Regions from separate parts of the Homo sapiens genome. Here all the other regions are linked to region 4. The links are chromatin contacts, found by Hi-C or POLR2A ChIA-PET in ENCODE. All regions are on one chromosome and are shown on one strand. The core of a region is the stretch at or near the end of the contact, and the rest is flanking DNA. Distances in the headings are between cores, read along the strand shown.

Region 1 (2,713 bases), core at 2-2,501, 610 kb before region 4:
CACTGCACACCAGCCTGGGGACACAGCCAGACTTTGTCACAAAAAAGCAAAAACAACTGGCCAGTGTATGAGGGGCTCGTGTTTTTTGTTTGTCTGTTTGTTGAGACAGAGTCTCACTCTGTCGCCAGACTGGAATGCAGTGGCACATTCTCGGCCCACTGCAATCTCTGCCTCCTAGGTTCAAGCAATTATCTGCCTCAGCCTCCCAAGTAGCTGGGATTACAGGCGCCCGCCACCACGCCCGGCTAATTTTTTTGTATTTTTAGTAGAGACGGGGTTTCACCACCTTGGCCAGGCTGGTCTTGAACCCCTGACCTCATGATCCACCCGCCTCGGCCTCCCAAAGTGCTGGGATTACAGGCGTGAGCCTCCGCGCCCGGCCAGGGGCGCGCGTTTTTAAAACATGGGAGAGGGAATTGTGCTTCACAATCACCATCAGGTGTCTCGATATCGGGTGCCACGCCGTCCCGCTTCTGAGGCGCGGCGGCCCACTTTGGCAGGCCGAGGCGGGTGGATTACCTGAGGTCAGGAGTTCGAGACCAGCCTGACAAACATGGTGAAACCCCCGTCTCTACTAAAAATACAAAAAATTAGCCGGACGTGGTGGCGCATGCCTGTAATCCCAGCTACTTGGGAGGCTGAGGCAGGAGAATCGCTTGAACCCGGGAGGCGGAGGTTGCGATGAGCCGAGATCGCGCCATTGCACTCCAGCCTGGGAAACAAGAGCGAAACTCCGTCTCAAGAAAAAAAAGGAAAGACCCCCCCTCCTTCTCCCGCCGGAAATACCCTCTTTCAGGACGGCGCGCCTGTGCGGCGCACGCGCGCTCAGTTACTTAGCAACCTCGGCGCTAAGCCACCCCAGGTGGAGCCCAGCAACAACAGAGCCACCGCGTCCCCCACCAATCAGCGCCGACCTCGCCTTCGCAGGCCTAACCAATCAGTGCCGGCGCTGCAAGGAAGTTTCCAGAGCTTTCGAGGAAGGTTTCTTCAACTCAAATTCATCCGCCTGATAATTTTCTTATATTTTCCTAAAGAAGGAAGAGAAGCGCATAGAGGAGAAGGGAAATAATTTTTTAGGAGCCTTTCTTACGGCTATGAGGAATTTGGGGCTCAGTTGAAAAGCCTAAACTGCCTCTCGGGAGGTTGGGCGCGGCGAACTACTTTCAGCGGCGCACGGAGACGGCGTCTACGTGAGGGGTGATAAGTGACGCAACACTCGTTGCATAAATTTGCGCTCCGCCAGCCCGGAGCATTTAGGGGCGGTTGGCTTTGTTGGGTGAGCTTGTTTGTGTCCCTGTGGGTGGACGTGGTTGGTGATTGGCAGGATCCTGGTATCCGCTAACAGGTACTGGCCCGCAGCCGTAACGACCTTGGGGGGGTGTGAGAGGGGGGAATGGGTGAGGTCAAGGTGGAGGCTTCTTGGGGTTGGGTGGGCCGCTGAGGGGAGGGCGTGGGGGAGGGGAGGGCGAGGTGACGCGGCGCTGGGCCTTTCCGGGACAGTGGGCCTTGTTGACCTGAGGGGGGCGAGGGCGGTTGGCGCGCGCGCGCGTTGACGGAAACTAACGGACGCCTAACCGATCGGCGATTCTGTCGAGTTTACTTCGCGGGGAAGGCGGAAAAGAGGTAGTTTGTGTGGTTTCTGGAAGCCTTTACTTTGGAATCCCAGTGTGAGAAAGGTGCCCCTTCTTGTGTTTCAATGGGATTTTTATTTCGCGAGTCTTGTGGGTTTGGTTTTGTTTTCAGTTTGCCTAACACCGTGCTTAGGTTTGAGGCAGATTGGAGTTCGGTCGGGGGAGTTTGAATATCCGGAACAGTTAGTGGGGAAAGCTGTGGACGCTTGGTAAGAGAGCGCTCTGGATTTTCCGCTGTTGACGTTGAAACCTTGAATGACGAATTTCGTATTAAGTGACTTAGCCTTGTAAAATTGAGGGGAGGCTTGCGGAATATTAACGTATTTAAGGCATTTTGAAGGAATAGTTGCTAATTTTGAAGAATATTAGGTGTAAAAGCAAGAAATACAATGATCCTGAGGTGACACGCTTATGTTTTACTTTTAAACTAGGTCAAAATGCAGATCTTCGTGAAAACCCTTACCGGCAAGACCATCACCCTTGAGGTGGAGCCCAGTGACACCATCGAAAATGTGAAGGCCAAGATCCAGGATAAGGAAGGCATTCCCCCCGACCAGCAGAGGCTCATCTTTGCAGGCAAGCAGCTGGAAGATGGCCGTACTCTTTCTGACTACAACATCCAGAAGGAGTCGACCCTGCACCTGGTCCTGCGTCTGAGAGGTGGTATGCAGATCTTCGTGAAGACCCTGACCGGCAAGACCATCACCCTGGAAGTGGAGCCCAGTGACACCATCGAAAATGTGAAGGCCAAGATCCAGGATAAAGAAGGCATCCCTCCCGACCAGCAGAGGCTCATCTTTGCAGGCAAGCAGCTGGAAGATGGCCGCACTCTTTCTGACTACAACATCCAGAAGGAGTCGACCCTGCACCTGGTCCTGCGTCTGAGAGGTGGTATGCAGATCTTCGTGAAGACCCTGACCGGCAAGACCATCACTCTGGAGGTGGAGCCCAGTGACACCATCGAAAATGTGAAGGCCAAGATCCAAGATAAAGAAGGCATCCCCCCCGACCAGCAGAGGCTCATCTTTGCAGGCAAGCAGCTGGAAGATGGCCGCACTCTTTCTGACTACAACATCCAGAAA
Region 2 (2,700 bases), core at 38-2,537, 770 kb before region 4:
TAAAAATTAAACGATGCCATCAACTCTTCAGTTATCCACAGGACAATCACATGTGACCCAGCATCAGCAGCTATTGATCAAGATATATTGAACGAATGAATGAATCTTTGTAGGCATTTTTAAATCCCGGGCCTGTTGCTCCTTGCACAGTGCCATGTTCAGCCTTCCATCACTGCCTCACCAGGGTGCACACAAGGAATGTAAATTTCAATATAATTAGGATATAATTAGAGAAGCAAATCTGATGCAGGTTTACATACTAATCCCAAAGATTAGAATTACCTATACTACTACTCTCCAAGGTTAACTCTGTGGAAGAGGCACCGCAGCATGCAACATCACATAAAGAAAACTGACACTTCCTGAGCAAATAGTTTTCGTCCATATCACTTATTCCCATCCATTCCTTTAATACATGACTATTCCTGATCCAGTTAATTTGAAGAATTCAGTCTCCTCTCCATAAAGGCTGATTTCACAACTACAGTTTCTCAAATTCCTCTCTCCCCAAAAAGGGGTGCACTTACGGACTTCGCTTAAGAAAACACCAACAATAAACGGCAGAAGGTATAGTGTTCGGATCTTTGCCATCTCCACCAGTACCCAGCCTTCGCCATTACACCCTGAAGCGGTCTGTTAGAAAGGTGAACTAATTTACTCTGCACGCACTTGTCCATGGCTGTCAACCTCCGCAGCCCCTTCTACACTTCCAAGTCGGCCACCAACTCCGCCTCAGTGAGCCCAGGCCCGCCACCTGCGCCGGCCCCACCCGGGGCACCGGCTGCCCGCTCTCCCTCGCAGGCCCTGTAGGCTCCGCACGCCCCTCCGCACAGGACACCTCGGGGCCAGCCCCGGCCCGGCCACAGCCCATTCTTCCTCCAAACTCCATAAGCCTCCGCTAGCCCAGCCCGAGCTCCCCGCCGCGCCCGGCTCTCTCCTGGGCTGCCGAGTGGAAGAGGCCAGGCGGCCAGGACGGGTCCCGACCTGCCCAGGCCTGCGACACCCCCCGCCCGGCGGAGAAACCGTCCCAGCGGCTGCTGCCCCGGGAGCCCTCGGAAGCCCCCGGACTAGCAGGAGCCCGGAGGCCGGGGTTGCAGGCGCCAGGGCCTACTCACCGGGAGCTGGCTAAGCGTGGGAGCCGACGTGCGCCCCGGCCTGAGGAGTGGGACGCGGCCACGGCGCGCGGCCCTACACCGGGACCTCGTTCGGCGCGGCGAGTCGGACGCTCACTCCAGCCGCCGCCGCCGCCGCGGCTGCTGCTTCGCCACCTTGGCCGCCATCTTGACTCAACCCCTCTCCCTCCCCCCAGCCCGCGGAGCCGCGGCTAAGGCGGCTCCAGCGCCGGCTCCTCCTCCTTCCGGAGAGTTGGGAGACCAACTCCCTCCGCTGGCCGGGCGCCTCTCCTACCTCGGCGGAGCTTCCCGGGTCGCGCTGCGCCCGGTCTCTTCATGTCTCCTCTAGGCCTGGCAGCGGCGGTCCTCTCGGACGGATACGGGGCCGAGCAGCGCCCAGCCGGATCCAGCGCTGCTGCCATCGTGCCCTGGGCTTGTGCGCCCCCCGCCTGCCCGTCTGTTCCGCGCGCCCGAGGCCTTCCTCAGGCGTGGGAAAAGGAAAAACTCCAGGCCGTGGAAGGGACCCTGCAAACCCCTCCGCGGCGTGGTGGGGCGGCGGCGGCCTCCTCTGGCCGGAGCTGCGTACAGGGAAGCCGGTCCCCTCGTGGCTGGGAGCTGGAGGGGTGCATTTCGACCTGCCCAAGATACTTTCTAGGGCTCTGGCTGGAATTCGCACCAAGCCCTCACTGAAATGCTGGGCGAGGCCGATTTGTCCACGATGTTGCTCCTTAACCTTAAGTTACTTGCAAGAGGAGCCTGTGGCCCTCGCGACTGTTAAGTGCACGCTCAGCCTCACCCTGCTGGGGAAACGACGGTTCCTCGTAACCGCACGCATACGTTCCTTTAGAAAAGCCAGGCCCGACCGGACGCAGTGGGTCACGCTTGTAATCCCAGCACTTAGGGAGGCCGAGGCGGGCCATCACTTAAGGTCAGGAGTTCGAGACCAGCCTGACGAACATGGAGAAACCCCGTCACTACTAAAAATACAAAAATTAAGCGGGCGTGGTGGCGCGCGCCAGTAATCCCAGCTACTGGGGAGACCGAAGTGGGAGAATTGCTTGAACGCGGGAGGCTGAGGTAGCAGCGAACCTAGGTCGCGCCACTGCACTCCAGCCTGGGCGACGGAGCCAGACCGTTTCAAAAAAAAAAAAGAAAGGGCCGGGCGCGGTGGCTCAGGCCTGTAATCCCAGCACTTTGGGAGGCCGAGGCGAGCGGATCACGAAGTCAGGAGTTCGAGACCAGCCTAGTTAACATGGTGAAACCCCCTCTCTACTAAAAATACAAAAATTAGCTGGGCGTGGTGGCGCGCGCCTATAGTCCCAGCTACTCGGGAGGCTGAGGCAGAAGAGTCGCTTGAACCCGGGAGACAGAGGTTGCAGTGAGCCGAGATCGCTCCACTGCACTCCAGCCTGGGCGACAGAGCCTCTCAAAAAAAAAAAAAAAGGTAAAGAAAGCCATCCAAAAGTGAGAAGGAATAACAAAGTTGGTGTAACTGGCTATTTTGGAAAACTGTCATACGGATAACGGGCTGTCTAACCCTATAATTACGAGAAAGGCCCGAGTTTTAAGAAATGAATTCGAAAATGAA
Region 3 (2,897 bases), core at 34-2,533, 550 kb before region 4:
GGGGTGGGGGGAGGGATAGCATTAGGAGATATACCTAATGTAAATGATGAGTTAATGGGTGCAGCATACCAACATGGCACATGTATACATATGTAACAAACCTGCACGTTGTGCACATGTACCCTAGAACTTAAAGTATAATAATAAAATAAAACCCTACACTTGCCGGGCGCCTGTAATCCCAGCACTCTGGGAGGCCCAGGCGGGCGGATCACCTGAGTTCAGGAGTTCGAAACCAGCCTGACCAACATGGAGAAACCCCGTCTCTACTAAAAATACAAAATTAGCCGGGCGTGGTGGCGCATGCCTGTAATCCCAGCTACTCGGGAGGCTGAGGCAGAAGAATCGCTTGAACCCGGGAGGCAGAGGTTGCGGTGAGCGGAGATCGCGCCATTGCAGTCCAGCCTGGGCAACAGGAGCGAAATTCCGTCTCAAAAAAACACAAAAACGAGCAACAACAACAACAACAACAAAAACCCTACACTTATTTCTGAGGCCAGCTCAAAAGGTCTTATGATTGTCTTCCCAGTTTTTTGCAGTCAAAATGAATTTCTTTCCCTTGGTATAACGTGTGTGTGCAAAACGTGGTTGCATGGATTCTTTTTCAAGGAGAGAGCTGAGCATGTTCATAGGCTGAAAGGAAAGCCACAGTAGAGAGAGTTTTCCATGGAAGGTGAGGCAGGGGCATAGGTGGAGGAGGCCCCAAGGAATGAGGAGAGGAAAGGAGGTGGGCAGAGCTTTACCCCAGAGGCGAGCAGAGGATGGACGTGGATCTAGATAAGACGTCAGCTCGTTCCCTAAAGGTCGTGCTAAAGGAGTAATGAGGGTGACCAGTGCGCAGGGGTTTGAGAAGCCCCGTGGATGTGGTGAAATAGCTGTGGGGAGAGTATTTGGCAACGCTCAATAGATTCAGGAGGAGCTACTAGGATGAATGGCTGCCTTGTGCCACAGCTCTACAGGCTTTCACGTGTGTCATCTCACGTGATCTTCTGGGGCGCTGGTGTCTCCGTTTACTAGAGGACCAATCGGAAGCTTAAAGAGAATGAGTAATTGGCCCAAGACCACCCAGCTAAGGAGTGGCGGAGGTGGGGCCCAAACGCGCGATCCAGCCCTCGCGCAGGCGCCCTGGAACTCCCCGCGCGTGTTGTGACCCAGAATTCCCGGGGCTGTGGAAGAGACCATAGACTCAACAGGAGGGGGAGTCCTGGGTAGCGCGCCGGTCTAAATCGTTACTTGGCGGAAAGTTCCCATGAGTCTTTGCCAGCGTCCCCCTCCTTTTGTGAGGATTGGGATATTCCGACTCCTTAAGGGCCTGGCGCACATAAGGTGTGACCTTTTCATTCCCGTTGTTATGGAGGTAGGCTCTCTAGGAATCTGGGAGTAGTAGCTGGGGGGCAAGAGCAAATAAAGAGCTCGAGCTTCTGTGGTCTCTGGGGAGATGTTCCCGGGAAGCCTGTCTAGAGGGCGGAGGGCAGCTGTTGAGATGGCGTGGCTCCCCGGCTCCTGCGCCCGCGTGGCTTTCGCGGCGGGCGCTGCGGCCCGGTATTGGACAGCCTGGCAGGGCAGCGCGGGGCCGAATCCGGCTGCCGTGGCTGAGGCTCATGGATCACTCTTTTGTGGTAGGGCCACATCTGCCAGAGCCTGGAGTCTGCGAAGGCCGGGACCCGGTTCCCCGGCCCACAGTGGGGGTGTGCAAACCCGAGAGAACTGGGTAAGTTGGGGTCGGCTTGCAGTTTGGGGTACCCCGAGGGCGGTGTACGTCGGTAAGATTGTAACAGTATTACTGGAAGACTTATTCGACTGTCCTGATGATACTTGTAATAGGAAGTGCCGTCAGAAGCGATAACTGACGACGTCTAATGTCTATCTGACCGCAGTCGCTGAAACCTCTACAACTTAGTTGACCGTAACTGCCAGAGCCCTGCCCTGAATTCCTGTCCTTACTCCCTCTTTAAGATTGCGTACCCACTGCAGAGTGCTGAAGACGGGGTAGCCACGAGGTGAGAGGCTCTCTGGTGTAGGGTTTAACATGGAACGTAGTTTTGTCACTTGAATGCACGGAAATTGGCGTTTTGACAGTTTTCTACGTTTAGGTGTTTTATACACTTTAGGGTAACGTTATCATGTCATTGCATAGGGTGGAACTTAAATAGAAACTGGAGATGGCTGCTTCAGCCACAGTCCTAACCTAGAACTGCATTTAAAGCAAACTGATAATGCAGAAACAAACTCCTTCGTTAAGAAATGTCTCCAGTAGCAGGGTTAGCTTAAGTTTCAGGTAGGGTCTAGATCTGCGGTTGGAACAGTACTGGAGGGTTGTGAGGTGCTTGACTGCTCTGATGAAATCACTAATAGGAAGTGCCGTCAGAAGCGATAACTGACGAAGACTACTCCTGTCTGATTGCAGTCAAGTCTTCACCACTTGCTGGTTCCCAGGAGTAAACTTGTTTGAACGGTGACCTAATTGCTATATTCACCTAGGTTGCAAATTCGTGAAGAATCAGCATCATGTTTGGCAGCTGAGTATTGGAGCCAGGAGCCTGCCATGAGGTAAGCCTTGCTCTATGGGGAGGCTAGTGGCTGACCACGCCTAGCTGTCAGGTCGAATATTGGCAATTGGATTTGGTTAACCTAATACCTTGTAACAGTGTAGCCTATCCCAGAGATACTGATTTTAGTTTCCGGTGGCAGTGGAGCCAGGGTGGATTACCTAGAAAGAGGGGCTACTCTATTTACCTCTTGGCTGTTTAGTCTCGGGCAAATTACCTGTCTGCTGAGATGTAGTTTTCCTCAGATGTGAAAAGGAAAAGTAATCTTAGCTTTGTGAAGTTTAAATTGATATGACTGAAATGGAGATTACAACTCCCCTGAGGCTGGGCACAGTGGCCTGTAATCCC
Region 4 (2,700 bases), core at 10-2,509:
AGGCCCCCCCACCCCCAGGTGCCATGTACTCTGTTAGCACCTGAGCCACAGCTGAGCCCTCCACTGCCCAGGAACCTCTGCCACTCCCCAGCTGCTCTGACTAAACACTGGATCTTTATAATGGCCCTGGGCCTTGAACCTGGGCCTTCTCTCCCTGAGCCCTCTGCCACTCTCCCCTGCTCACACCAGGCCAATGCTGACAACTTCCCCTCTGTGCTGTTCCGCTGCCTGGAATGCTCTCTGCCCAGATGTGTGCTTGGGTGACTGCTTGCCTCCCAGGAAGCTTGCCCAAATCTTGCCTCCTCAGTTAGGACAGCCCCGGCCATTCATCTCAAAGGCAAGGGGCACAGAGTATGGGCTCAGTACACGTATGGGGGAGGAGGGAGGGAGGGAGGTGGAGAGGGAGGAGGAGGAAGGGAGGAATGCACAGGCCATTTCATTCCAGCGAGAACAGGTCACAAGGCACACCCAAAAGCAACCCGGGTGGTACAAAACTAAAGATGACCGAAGGCCACCATGAACAGGCGGGAGAGGGCAGCTCTGTTCATCACCCCTGGGGCAGATGTGGAGACTCCAGATGTGTCACATCTGGACAGCCCCTTCTCTGCCCCTTCCTACCCCCTGCCCCGCCCATCCACCAGGGGTTCAAGACAATACAGGAGACAGTTGTCCTCCTCCCAGGACCCTGAGAATGGCTGGGGCTGGGGAAGATGCTCAGTGGCCTTTGAAACTCAGCTTAATTTTGCGCCAAACGGGTGACCCTGCCACCCCCATGAAAAGGCAGAGCACTAGAATGAGAGTCCAGACTATGGACTCTAGTCCTCTTGATGTCCCAAGCTCAGCATGTGACCTCAGACTAGGCACTTAGCCTCTGTGGGCCTCAGTTTCCCCTTCTGTCCAAATCAGGGGGGTTGGAATGTGGTCACCCAACTAAAAGCCCACTCTATACACTGAGCGTCTACAAATACAAGGAACACAGAGTTGATTTGTTAGGAAACCCATCACGTCCATCCTGACCTAGATGGGTTTCACTCTGACGTTGTGCAGTCAAATGCTCTACCCCTGAGCTACACCCCCTACTCTGACGTTGTGACCGCTGCACCTGGGCTGATTGTACCCCAGACCAGGGGCAATGTCACCTGGCACCACCCTTTCCCACTACTCTTCCCTCTCGAGAGAGACTGGGGTTTCACACAGAGCAGTCGAGCCCCATAAATAGCAGCTGGCCACTCACAGGCCAACCCTCCCAGGCCCCAAAAAGGAAGTGAGAGACAGGCAGACACTTCTGTTCTTCCTGCAGAAAGTGCTGCTTCTGCAGTGACTCGTCAGATGCTCCCCAGAGCCCAGCACAGACCCGGCTCCACCCACTTCTGTGGGTTGGCCAGATGAGTGAGAAACACAGGCACAGCCAACGAGAGGGAGCTGAGGCCGGACCCAGGAGTCTTTTTCCTATGGTAGGGGATATCTCTGTGTGAGGAAGCCCCATGGGGAGTCCTTGGGTGAGTTGCCAGGAGGAGGTGACTCAGGATAAATTCCCTTAGGAGGTGCCTTCACTTCTAGATCCAAAGAGTCATCCCCTACCTCCTTAGGGTAAAACTAGATTTTGAGTATCACGGTGTTTGTGGATAACCTGGCCCCAGTGAGTCCCCTTGCAAGGGCCTTTGGAGATGCTTCTGCACATGGACACTAGGAGCCATGAGCAGAGACAGTCCCTGCAGCAGCATCTGAAACCATGAACCCCAGGAAGACAACGTGGCACTGTTTTTGTCAGCCCTGCCTACGCTTTGCTAAAGTCTGTCCATTCAGCTCTTTTTCATGTTGACCGCACCACTGTTTCCTGCCCAGGTCCTGCCTGATATAGTAACCGGGAAAGGGATGAATGTGATGCAATGTGCTCTTGTAATGGAGCATCACAGAACAGGTCAAAGACACAAGCCACACAGCAACGAGCGCGGACAGGCAGGGCAGAGCACAGCTGCACGTAAGTACATTTTAAACACGGACCCCAACATAGCACTAGACATTGTTCATAATGCCTCCCTACATATGTAAAACACAAAAGTGGATTGGAGACACACAGAGGGGAGACTGCAGGCACCTCAGCCTCTCATCCCTCTTCTCATCAGGCCATTTCTGCTCTGCACCAGCGGTTCTCAACCAAAGTGCTTCTGCCTTCACTGTCAGGAGACATGTGGCCATGCTGGGGACATCTGGGGTGTCTCAATGATGGGGGTGGGAGGGATTGCTACTGGCATCTGGGGGTAGAGGCCAGGGATGTTCCCAACCATCCTAGGATGCAAGGGACAGCCCCACCACAAAGCAGGTGTGGCCCCAGCTCGTTCACAGCTGTCTACTTCCTCCTGGCGTAGCTGTGCAACTTGTACAACCACAAGCAACACGTATTTGTTTTACAAGGAACTCACTGGAGACAGCACCCAGTCTGAGAACTTTGTACTATGGAAGGGTTTTGTTTTTGAAAACCGAAATTACAGAATAAATTACAGAGAGAGAGAGAGCAAGAGCGAGAGCGAGAGAGTAAGAGAGAGAGAGAAACTTCACCATATGGGTTCAAATGAGCAACCTGGGTATTCTTGGCTCCTGGTGGAAAGGGAGGTGCTAATCTCAGGTGGGCCCACCTGCTGTGGCATGGGGCTTGGTTTTGAGCTGCTCCTTCCACTCCTGGCACAGGAGGAGCAGATG
Region 5 (2,802 bases), core at 286-2,785, 970 kb after region 4:
CAATCATAGCTCGCTGCAGTCTCCACCTCCTGGGCTCAAGCAATCCTCCTGCCTCAGCCTCCAAAGTAGCTAGGACTACAGGGAGTAGCACTACCACACCCAGCTAATTTTTAAATTTTTTGTAGAAACAGGGTCTTGCTATGTTGCCCAGGCTGGCCTCAAATTTTTGGCCTCAAGCAATCCTCCTGCCTTGGCCTCCCAAAGTGCTGGGATTACAGGCATGAGCCACCACTCCCTTATACAGCCTTTCAAAATGGCAGGTAGAGAAAACAATGCATATGATTCTTCTTCAAAATATCACTGGGATTCAACACAAAAGAGCATATACTGTATGACTCCACTCATGAACTTCTAGAAGAGATAAAAGATCAGTGGTTCCCTCTGCAGTGTGTTGGAGGAGAGGATTAACTGGGAAGGGACCTGAGGGAGCTTTCTGGGGTGAGGTTGACAGTGCGTATCTTGATGGGGTAAGGTGACAACATGTAAGCATGTGTCAAAATTATAACAAAATGTATGCATTTTACTACAAGTAAACTACCTCAGTGAAAATCATTAGAAGGCAAATATATATACATTTACACAAAATATATATAAAGTATAACATATTTATATAAAATATATATAAAATATGTATATGTATATATTTACCTGTGTGCATGTATTTACATGTGTGTATATACTTACATATCACAGGCTATACACACACACACGTACACACACATATGATTCATAGGTATGTACAGTCTCTTATGGAAAGCTGTAAGTCTTAAGAAAAACTAGGCCAGGCGTGGTGGCTCACGACTGTAATCCCAGGCCGAGGTGGGCGGATCATGAGGTCCGGAGATCAAGACCATCCTGGCTAACACGGTGAAACCCCGTCTCTACTAAAAATACAAAAAATTAGCCGGGCGTGGTGGTGGGCGCCTGTAGTCCTAGCTATTCAGCAGGCTGAGGCAGGAGAATGGTGTGAACCCAGGAGGTGGAGCTTGCAGTAAGTCGAGATTGTGCCACTGCACTCCAGCCTGGGCAACAGAGCAAGACTCTGTCTCAAAAAAAAAAAAAAGAAAAGAAAAACTAAAAGCCACTTTGATTTGGGCCTTAAGCTTTAGGTCTGAAATGAACTTGGAAAGCTTGTTCAACCTCTGTTCTTCAAAACAAACGAACGAACAAACCATGCTCTTCAAATGAGTAACTGACAGGATGTGCCCCACCCAAAGTCTCACAGCAAATCAGCAGCAGAGCAGTGAACAGTCCCAGACTTTCCCAGTCCTAGCCTGGGATTGGTTTCTCTGGTCTGGACCAGTGCCAGAAAAAGTAGATAAAACAGAAGACCATTGGTGATTTTATGAGCTAATTTCATTTAAACCATCAAATCTAGAGCTAAATAGTACCCCCAACCAAGCCCAGTCAAAAACAGGAGACTAACTTTCAAACAATAAAATGTATTTACCTTCATGAGGCTGAGTTGAAAATTTCCACTCCATTAAAATGACAGACTTACTACCCCATGCTTACCCTCCCTGCCCATATACAAATATCTAAATGACTGGCAAGAGGCTGTGAGCTAAATAGGAAGACATGTAAGAGTCATAAAACTGAGTCACTGTGGGACCTTGGCAAGTCTCCTACTGTGATACAGTAAGAAATATATATTTGGTCTTTGTCCAGGTTCCTGGCACACCTCACCCAAAACCCCTGGAATCTCCTGAGAGATAAGTGTCTTTTGTATGCTAATGAGATTGGGGCTCCCTAGCCAGAAAGACCAAGGTACATTTCAGTGTTGGAACTTTTAGCCGTACCCTCATCCCACCTTACCTCCGGAAAGGGGAGAGGGACTAGAGGTTGAGTTATTCACCAATGGCCAGATTTAATCACTCATGCCCACATAATGAAACCTCCATTAATACCCCTAAACGATGGGGTTCAAAGAACTTCCAAGTTGAACACATAAAGGTGCTGGGAGGCTGGCACAGAAGTTCTCTGCCCCTTCCCCACACCTTGCCCGATGAATCTCTTCCATTTGGCTGTTGCTGAGTTATATCCTTTGTCACGAAAATGTAAGTAAAGTGTTGTCCTGAATTTTGTGAGCCATTCAAGCATATGATCAAACATGGGGAAGGCATCACGGGAATCCCCAATTTATAGCCGGTCATGGGAAGTACAGATGGTAACCAGGAACTTGTGACTGGCATGTGAAGTGGGGGCAGTCTTGTGGGACTGAGCCCTTAACCTCTGGGGTCCGCACCAGCTCCAGGTAGTTAGTGTCAAAACTGAATTCAATTGTAGGACATCCATTTGATATCAGAAAAAAGACAAAAACAACAAAAAAATCCCTGCACATTTGCTGTCAGAAATGTCATACATCACAGACACCCTCTCTGGCCTTGTTTCCACAACCTGCAAAAATTAGAGGGTTGGACCAAATACCACTAAGACCCTTTCAACTAGAGTCTTCTGATTCTTTGAATTGCTGGTTTAAGAATTTCCACAGTTAGCATAGGAGACTCTCGCTCTCTGGAAGCCACTAGCAAATTCAGCTTTCAAACCCCAAGCAACATCATTTCTCAGGCCTCATTTCCTATTTCGACTAATGACGTGCCAGAAATCTGTGTGATTTCTCCTTTGAGGAGCAGCAAAAAAAACTCCACAGTGTCCTATTACAGGACCCAGTTCTTGTCCCCAGCTCTCAAAGACAGCCCAATTCTCTGAGATGAAAGAATCAGTCTCTCTCCATTACACTCAATTTTAAACCAAAACCCGAAACAGAATTTTTGACATGCCTCCCAGACTACAAGGCTTATG

The links. Hi-C counts contacts between places; a loop is a spot of excess contacts on that map. ChIA-PET counts read pairs that join two places held with the same protein, here RNA polymerase II (POLR2A). Pooled maps may share reads with other maps.
Region 1: a pooled map shows a loop between it and region 4 (6-fold over the local background). The contact joins the promoter of UBB here to the promoter of LINC02090 in region 4. A Hi-C loop is called at or near these places in 6 of 37 single-sample maps with no recorded cell type and 5 of 50 pooled maps. POLR2A ChIA-PET finds 5 or more read pairs at or near these places in 1 of 52 experiments (GM12878).
Region 2: a map with no recorded cell type shows a loop between it and region 4 (5-fold over the local background). The contact joins the promoter of NCOR1 here to the promoter of LINC02090 in region 4. A Hi-C loop is called at or near these places in 10 of 37 single-sample maps with no recorded cell type and 4 of 50 pooled maps.
Region 3: a map with no recorded cell type shows a loop between it and region 4 (14-fold over the local background). The contact joins the promoter of SNHG29 here to the promoter of LINC02090 in region 4. A Hi-C loop is called at or near these places in 6 of 37 single-sample maps with no recorded cell type and 3 of 50 pooled maps. POLR2A ChIA-PET finds 5 or more read pairs at or near these places in 2 of 52 experiments (activated B cell and activated T-cell).
Region 5: a loop to region 4 is called in a pooled map, with 4 times the contacts of the local background. The contact joins the enhancer-like site here to the promoter of LINC02090 in region 4. A Hi-C loop is called at or near these places in 3 of 37 single-sample maps with no recorded cell type and 3 of 50 pooled maps.

The regions. Positions count from the first base shown.
Region 1 is chr17:16,379,840-16,382,552 of GRCh38, forward strand. It overlaps UBB (ubiquitin B), which reads left to right and starts at 1,252. Exons shown (of 2, transcript NM_018955.4): 1 at 1,252-1,345; 2 at 2,063-2,713. The coding sequence starts at 2,069. RefSeq lists an enhancer at 952-1,231.
Region 2 is chr17:16,214,247-16,216,946 of GRCh38, forward strand. It overlaps NCOR1 (nuclear receptor corepressor 1), which reads right to left and starts at 1,288. Exons shown (of 46, transcript NM_006311.4): 1 at 1,116-1,288. RefSeq lists enhancers at 84-1,000, 1,001-1,916, 1,494-1,553 and a silencer at 754-1,223.
Region 3 is chr17:16,437,704-16,440,600 of GRCh38, forward strand. It overlaps SNHG29 (small nucleolar RNA host gene 29), which reads left to right and starts at 1,284. Exons shown (of 4, transcript NR_045025.1): 1 at 1,284-1,357; 2 at 2,482-2,550. It overlaps SNORD49B (small nucleolar RNA, C/D box 49B), which reads left to right and starts at 1,806; the gene lies at 1,806-1,853. SNORD49A (small nucleolar RNA, C/D box 49A) reads left to right here and starts at 2,333; the gene lies at 2,333-2,403. RefSeq lists enhancers at 1-687, 688-1,587, 703-892, 953-1,282, 1,588-2,489.
Region 4 is chr17:16,987,070-16,989,769 of GRCh38, forward strand. LINC02090 (long intergenic non-protein coding RNA 2090) reads left to right here and starts at 1,260. Exons shown (of 3, transcript NR_146886.1): 1 at 1,260-1,454; 2 at 1,846-1,981. RefSeq lists enhancers at 1-750, 1,383-1,602.
Region 5 is chr17:17,957,041-17,959,842 of GRCh38, forward strand. All of the region lies in intron 1 of TOM1L2 (target of myb1 like 2 membrane trafficking protein), which reads right to left. Among named protein-coding and RNA genes, the nearest start is that of TOM1L2, 14 kb to the right of the region's middle. RefSeq lists a silencer at 1,254-1,303. Within about 2 kb of position 1,536, at least 22 of the 41 ENCODE cell types and tissues checked have a DNase peak (open chromatin) inside an H3K27ac peak, as active enhancers do.